Regions from separate parts of the Mus musculus genome. Here regions 1 and 2 are each linked to region 3. A link is a loop called in an ENCODE intact Hi-C map of the cell type or tissue named here. Cell type or tissue: heart. All regions are shown on one strand.

Region 1 (2,500 bases), 270 kb after region 3:
CAATTATATACAAGGATTATATACATTTTGCCCAGACTTTTACATCACAGTACATAGTTTCCATTAGAAATATTGTATACATTTATCACCAAACAACAAAACCCAACGACAGTAGTGTTACAGCACCTGTTAGTACAGACAGCTTTTTCATAAATTACATCATAAGAAAATATACGGCTGTAAATTGGGCTTTTAAAAATGTCTTTTATAAAATCTGAACATACAATGTTTCATTCACAGAATGTTTTTTTTCTATGTTCTGACTGTAGCCTTGTGCATAAACAACCAGTTGGAGTATTGACTGAATGCTACCCTCCCTCCCCCTAAAGTTGTAAGCACTATTTGAATTACTTAGGCTGAGCTTTCTTATGATGGATCTGGCATGGAGTCTGGTGAGAGAACAAACGCTGGCTTTGTATAAGAAAAGTTAATATGATGGTAATTTAGATCTAAAAGAATTCCCGAGAAAATAATTACATTAGTGAAATTGAAGTCAGAGAGTGCATAATTTTTCACTTAAAAGTATCTAATACTGTAAAGAAAAAGGAAAAGGAAAATTACAAAATAATTTGTTCTAAAACAATTATACTTTTTTTGGAAGCTTATTACATAGGTTAAAGAGAAAAAAGAAAACCTACTTAACAAAATACCCCACCCAAAACATATCTAGTAAATTACTGTTCTTTCACATTTAAATTTTATGGGGAAAATATTGCAAATTAGGGCATATAATTTCAATGGAGTTTTTATGTGAAGAAAAAAAATACCTAATTTTACTTGGTAAACAAGTTTTAAAACTTGAAAAATACCTGAATTAAATACTTGCTCTTAACAGCTAACCTTTAGCTTTCAGGTAATATCCGCACTTGATTCCAGGTTTGTAAACATTATATAAATCTTTCTTAGTCAAACAATTTTATGGCTGTGGTGATCATTTCAGCTCTATTTCTAAGCAGTCAACATTTAACTGAGGTAGACCAGATGTTTCTAAACTCAGGGTCTCAGAAGTCCCTGAATCTTCAGCAAGTAAATAAAATATCTATGAAAGGTTTTTAACAAACATCAACAACAATGAAAAAAAAATTTTTTAAAAATCTATGCTGTTGGAATTTCCTAGTGAACTCAAAAGACTACTTTGTGGCAGGCAGTATGTCAAATACAAAAATGGATGGAGACTCAGTTAGAATGTTGTGTTCTGACGCTGAACGTATTCCTCTTTTCTTAAGTAGGGGGAACTGAGTATTATTCCTTCTAGTTAGTAAGTAAAATGTCTTAAATTTATTTCTTTAAAGGATTTGGTTTTCCTAAACAAATCAATAGGTGCCTTAATGAAGGGCAACAGCTCCTCCTAGTGGCCAAAGGAATGTAAGTGGCAGTCGCTGGCTTTTCCTAATGTGCCATGGGCTCCCCTTCATGCCCTTAAGTTCTCAAAGGAAAAAAATATGCGGCTTTGATAACTTAGCAGAGTTTGATTTAGTCAACAATGGCTTTGAGCTACAAATACAAAATCAATCCATAGAAGGCTTCTGTAATCAAAGTCGCCAAGGAACATCTGTTCCCTTCCTCCAAGCCCCAGTCCTAGAAATCAAGTCAAGTAATTAAGCGTCAGCTATTTTGGCAGCTTTGCAATGAAATAAAACGAAGCACATCTCCCCTTCTGTATACTCTATGTATTACGGTTCTATCTTCTCACACCAAACTTCCCATGCAGAGAGACTAAAATACCCATGTTTGCTGTCAGGTTTAACTACGAGTTAATGAAGGCCTTGCCATGCTACCCCGGCCCCAAGGAATTCTCTAAGATTCATCACTCACTGACCAATCATTTATTTGGACCTTTTGAAAACAGGTATTTATTCCCTTATAAAAGGGCACGCTTACCTGGGACCTAAGACATGAACTTACACAACTACAGCACAGCACTGCTGTCATTCATGGCTCCATAGATAACCTAAGTCATTCAGTACCTCAAAACCACGTTGTAGAGAAAAGTTACTGTGTAATGCCATGGTAAAAAGGAATGAAGTCCCTCAAATATTCCTTTAGAAGCAATTAAAACAAGTTCAAAAATAAATAAAATGAATAAAACCATGATTTCAATGTAGAAGTATCAATAAGCAAAACCAAAAATAATTAAATGTGACCAGCTCCAGACTGCCACACACACCCCCAAAAAATCTTTTTCTTTTACTTATATGGCTATATAGTTTTTACACAGGTCACCAGAGACTAATTTTCAAGTCCACATTAGAAGGAAGGAGTATTTGTTAAAACAAAACAAAACAAACCTAAACCCATGATTTAACAGAAAATGTGACAGACTCCAGCTTCAAAGGAGAAAGACAGTAGTCACCCCGGGACTACAGTCTACTACCATGGTTTCTCATGGCTCTATAAGATAGGGAGATGGAGCAGGGCTTGGAGACGAGCCTTCCATCTCAAACTGCATACTAAAATGGATGGAGTAAGGCTGATGGTTAGAGGAACCACCTTAAGAGAA
Region 2 (2,500 bases), 51 kb after region 3:
TCTCTTGTCACATGTCAGGTGATCCTTATTATCTTATCTTCTTGGATATATTCTGTGATGAAAAAAAAAATGTCTGTGTTTGAAAAAAAGGAAGCTATAAATGAAAAGATTATGATGTTATCAGTTTATATTGTCACCGTGTGAGTCGATAATTCCATGTGTGACTGTTACGAGGAAGTCAGAATTTGGTGTTTGACCGTCAGTATTTTAGATAATTAAAACACCATATGACGTTGTCATTTTAAAAGAATTGGCTCCATTCTCCCCCGGCTTATTTTCACACGAGGCATTGTAATTTGAAGTTGGTAATAGCAGTAGTCTGGGTTTTGAGTGTGAATCAAAGGCGAACCAAGGGAAGTGGAGAAAGCCTCCATGCCTTTCCTGGAGATTTCCCACTCCCAGGCCCTTCCCTAACGCTTAGGTGCAAAGTCGCTGTATCGTTTATTTAACACTTCCATTCTCACTGCCACAGTCTGTTTTATTTCTGTGGGCGGTGCGCCCTGCACACTCAGCTCTGGGTGAGACCAGTATGTGTATGACAGGGCCTTCTTCCCTAGCTGGCTCATGGATTGGGGCCTGGGGCTGACAAGAAGCACTCCAATGTGTTTTACAGCCTGAAGTGTGTTCACCCCTGAGTACTGGATTTTATATTCCACTGGGGGGAAAAAGTCTATAAATACCGTGACAACTTTCCCCCTCTACCAGAAGGCTCCACGCCCTGTGGCAATCTACTTTCATGAGTTTGCGGTTGGTGCCAGAGCCTACAATGTAAAATTCCTTTGTAAATACTGTACCTGAGAAAGCAGCATTGTGTCCACTCCTACTTTTGCTTCTTTTTCTGACCTCATGGTCTCACTCTGTATTCCAGACTGGCCTCAAACTCAGCATCCTTTTGCCTCAGCCTCCCAAGTGTTGAGATACTACATCCCTATATACCCTATCCTGTTTGGGTATACTGGGAGAATTCATTCCACATTCTTTCCCTGTAATTAGACTGTTGATTTATTTCTCTGGGTGTTGCACCCTTTCTCCCGAAGCTGCCCTGGTCCTCTCTAAGGGACGGTAGTGAAGTCTCTAGAATGTTGTCATTCCATCAGTGCCCTTTGTTGTGCTGGCCATTGCAGAATATCTGGAGACAGGGCACTCTGAGATGCTGATGTGGTGACTCTGAAACAGGTCACTGGGCCAAGATAGCTCAGCAGAGTCTGAAAGATGGCCATTCGAGGGGATCTTGAGCCTGATGTGTGCCCTGAGTAGGAAGTGGGATGTCCTGCCCTCGGTGGGGTCTGCACAAGGACAGCGTTTCCCATAGTGACTCGAATCTCAGCTTGGCTTTCTAGAATAAGCAGATATTAAAGTTCTTTCAATGAAAGAATTCTTTTTCCTGGGGAGTGCAGACTGCTAACACGCTTTTCATCTGAAGGTGTTAGCTCTAACTCATAGTTCTTCCTTCTCATGATGCCGCTTTACGTAGAGATCCCAGGCAAAGGAAGATCTCTGACCCTTTCTCTGAGTTCTGTCCCCAGAGTTATGCTCACCATTGCTCCAGTCCGTTATTCTCAACCACAGCAGGCTCCAGGTCACCCGCTTACTAGCTGGGAGACTCTGGAGGGAGTCATATTCAATTCTAATCTAGTTCCTTTTAATCTGAAGATGAACGTGCAATAGCTATGCAGAAAACATGTGCAGGTCACATGATTGTCATGAAGAGAACGAGAGAACTACTTTATGCTGTCACTCAGGGAACACTGAATGCTCACAGGGAGAAGGGTAGCCCAGTGGATGGAGGCAGACAAGGCGTCTAAAAATTAAGAGTTTCCAATCTGAGGCGACCCCGATGGTACCTGCTGAGTTCTCAGTGTGGAAACACCTAGAACGATTCAGCATTGGTTCAAGGGTCACATGAACTGTGATTTGTGCTGAGACAGACAGGATGCAAATGAGAAAACAGCAAGCTGTGTTGGGTTACTACTTCCATGCGGTGTGGGGGGAACGCTTCCAGCAGAGGAAATGTTTGAGCTGGGCCTGTCAGGTGACACAGCTTCCTATAAAAGCTCATCTGTCGCCTTTTCTCTTGTTCTCTGCAGTGGTTGCTTGTCTGCGGTCTCTGCACTGGCATCACTTGCTGGCCTTTGACTTAGCATCCGCCCTAACAAAAGTCACATTATAGGTGTGCATTGAGAACAGACTCGTTCTTAAATGCCAGGATCTGGATGTACACTTTTGTAATGAAAAGTCTGTTTATTTTTCTGGGTCAATTTTACCTTAGACTACTGCTCTATAATTCAAAACTTGCCTTGTTTTAGACATGATATTTATTTCTAATGACAGGGTAATTCTAGTACATGGGGATGTTCAATGCTTTGGAGCATATTGGATATAAATGTTGAAGAGAAATTTATTCTTTAGGGGTATACACAAGAGACAGGTTAAAGGCAACGAGGCAGCTTTCCAGAAGAGAGACAGTCGATGCATTGAGTGTGTTCCTGTAGAGAAGTGT
Region 3 (2,500 bases):
CAGTGTGCACACGAAAGGCCCAGTATGCCTGGGATGAGGAAAAAAATATGCCTTCCTAAAGTGAAGGAAACTGGTTGCCCTGTGGGGGTCCACAAAGAACTGGCCCTCTGGCCAGGGACGATCTTTTTAGGTCCTTTATCAATCTCTCAGCTGGCGCGGCCTCGCCCCTTCTGTCCACAGAGGCTTGGGAGGGTGGGGAAAGCAGAGCAGGGCATCCGCATCTTTCCTCGGCAGGTTTCAGCTTTTTCTAAGTCGCAGAAGCGTCTTCCTTCTTTCATCTTGCAGGCGCTGCAGCTGGGAGACAAGGTGGAGACGCTCAGAGGTGGGTCTCCCGGCCTTGGCTGCGGCTGGCTCTTCCCGGCGGCCAGGGAGGGGTAGGGCGAGGCTGTGCAGCCTTCCCGAGTTAGCTCCAAGCAGCCACAACCCCTCTGTGCGTCCCAGAGCTGTCGATCTGCCTGACAGACTTCTCCTCTCCCGGTTCCTGCCTCAATCCTAGTGAAGCCTCTGTCGGCACCCACACCATCAACCAAGTGACAGGTCCCTGGAAGGCCAGGCAGGATACAGCCTTCCTATCTGGGTCTGTCCTCCAGTTTGCACGGGTGCGCGCGAAATCACACACACACACACCACACACACCCGCCACACAGACCCACAGTCCGCCCTTCCTGCAGAGCACACACCACACACACACACACACACACACACACACACGCACACACACAACTCGCCCTCCCTGCAGCACGCGTGTGCATGCACACACTAAGCTCGCTCCTCTTTTCCCTACAGCACACACACGCACGCACGCACGCACACACAGGCCGACAGACAGACACAAGCGAGCCCACCCTTCTCCCTCCCCGCAGCCCTGGCTGCCCAGCCCCTCTTCCCCGAGCGCCGCGCCCGGCGGCCTCCGCAGGCCCCGCCCCGGGGGAGGAGAGCGGGCCGCGCGCGGGAGCCGGGCAGGGGAGGGGACGGGCGGCGGGGGAGTGTCTGGCTGCCCCCGCCCCTCGAGTGAGCGCCTGGGCGCGGAGGTCCCCTCCCTCCTCGCTCCGAGTCTGCCAGCTCCCGCTCGCTCCCTGCCCACTCCCGGGGGGCCGTTCCGTGGCGCGGCCGCCGCGGCCACCGCTTCTTTCACACTTTAGTTGCCGCGAGCCGCGCGCCGCGCTCAGTGACTGGAGAGAGCTGGCCGCGCGCCGCCTTCCCGCACGCACGCACGCGGGCCCGGCTCCGGGGTTTTCGGCTTTTACTCCAGGCGGCGGGGAGGAGGGGGAGCCCCGGCCACACTGTAGGGAGGAGGAAGAGGAGGACGTGGAGGAGGGAGGAAGAGAAGAGGCGAGGAGGCCAGGGGCGGGGGGCGGGGGGCTTGCCACCTTCAGCCCCCCCCCGCGAGCGCCCAAGGTAAGCGGGGGCCACCTCCGGCGCGCTGGGCATCCCGGGTGGGCGAGGAGGGAGGCCTGCGGGGTGTCTGCCGAAGGGATGGGAGCCGCGATCCCGGTGCTGCCGGCGCTCTTCTCTGGCTGGGGCTGCCGCTGCGGGGCTGCTGGGGCTGCTCGCTGCAAGGGACCGGAGCCAGGCTGGGGGAGTTGGAGGGGGGCGTCTGCTTGCAGGGTGGAGGGGTTGGGATGCGGTTAGGGCTGCTGACGACTTTCGTCACATCGAGGCCTGGGTGGCTGGTGTGAGACACCCCTCCCTTCCCACCCGCACCCCGCGCCGCCCTCAGCCTTCCTGCTCTTCTCTAGCTTTGCCTGTAGCCACTGTTACTTTGCAAGCAGGAGCTGGGAAGGAAAAAAAAAGACACCCAAATTTAGAATCTTTGGCTAAGTCTCCAAGTCCCTTCCCTCGTTCCCACTGATGGATGCGTTTGTGTGGGGGATATGATCCCCGAGATTTCTGAAGTTTTGACCTTTTTGGGGTGGCTTGTTTTCTGTACATCTGCTTGTCTTCCTGGGTGTATTTATTATTCGTGCCCTTGCGCGGCAGCCGGAGGGTGCTTGGTTGTATTACATGAGCAGATTCCTTTCCACCTCTGCAGGCAGTTCGAGAAGTGCCGCGGCGGCTGGGCTGCCTTTGCTGCTTAATGTCCTTCCCTATCATCCGCCCTGCCCCCTCCCTCCAGAGAGAGATATTTTTTATACCCCTCTGTCATGTGTGTGTGGGAGAAGTCCTTAGGCCGAAGAGCTTTCATCGCCCATTCATTCCTCTTGCGAAGGCTCTGAATGGCTCAGGCATGTTGATAACATTTGGGGGGTGCCTATCTTTGCCTGTGGAGTTGCTTGGCCCAAGATAAAAATATACACACCCAAACACGCAGTAATCTTGAGGGAGCAAGCACAGTTTGAGAGGGAAGTGATTTGTTTCCAGTCGGAAGCTGACAACCTAGGAGATACCTTCATCGCCTGTGAGTTCGGAAGAGTGTTTTAAAATAGAGCTTATGCTCTGTGTGGCTGGAAGACAGCCATAAGTTCAGTTGCTCTGCAGCTCTGAAAGTGATACACCCTGA

The links. Peaks named below come from ENCODE experiments on the same cell type or tissue, not always from the same donor. Only the 100,000 strongest peaks of a DNase experiment are listed, where the experiment ranks them.
Region 1: it touches region 3 in a loop (5-fold over the local background); 12 of 42 quality-filtered maps call a loop at or near these places.
Region 2: a loop joins it to region 3, with 2.8 times the contacts of the local background. A loop is called at or near these places in 5 of 42 quality-filtered maps.

Annotation. Positions count from the first base shown.
Region 1 is chr1:151,819,500-151,821,999 of GRCm38, reverse strand. It overlaps Edem3 (ER degradation enhancer, mannosidase alpha-like 3), which reads right to left. Exons shown (of 20, transcript NM_001039644.2): 20 at 1-2,500. Among named protein-coding and RNA genes, the nearest start is that of Edem3, 65 kb to the right of the region's middle. In heart, a CTCF peak has its summit at 1,359 (motif pointing left); no DNase peak of the experiment used is centred here.
Region 2 is chr1:152,037,809-152,040,308 of GRCm38, reverse strand. All of the region lies in intron 1 of 1700025G04Rik (RIKEN cDNA 1700025G04 gene), which reads left to right. Among named protein-coding and RNA genes, the nearest start is that of 1700025G04Rik, 51 kb to the left of the region's middle. In heart, no CTCF peak of the experiment used is centred here; no DNase peak of the experiment used is centred here.
Region 3 is chr1:152,088,830-152,091,329 of GRCm38, reverse strand. 1700025G04Rik (RIKEN cDNA 1700025G04 gene) reads left to right here and starts at 1,010. Exons shown (of 6, transcript NM_197990.3): 1 at 1,010-1,398. In heart, no CTCF peak of the experiment used is centred here; DNase peaks (open chromatin) are centred at 439, 989, 1,579 and 2,199; H3K4me3 peaks cover 2,500 bases; H3K27ac peaks cover 2,500 bases.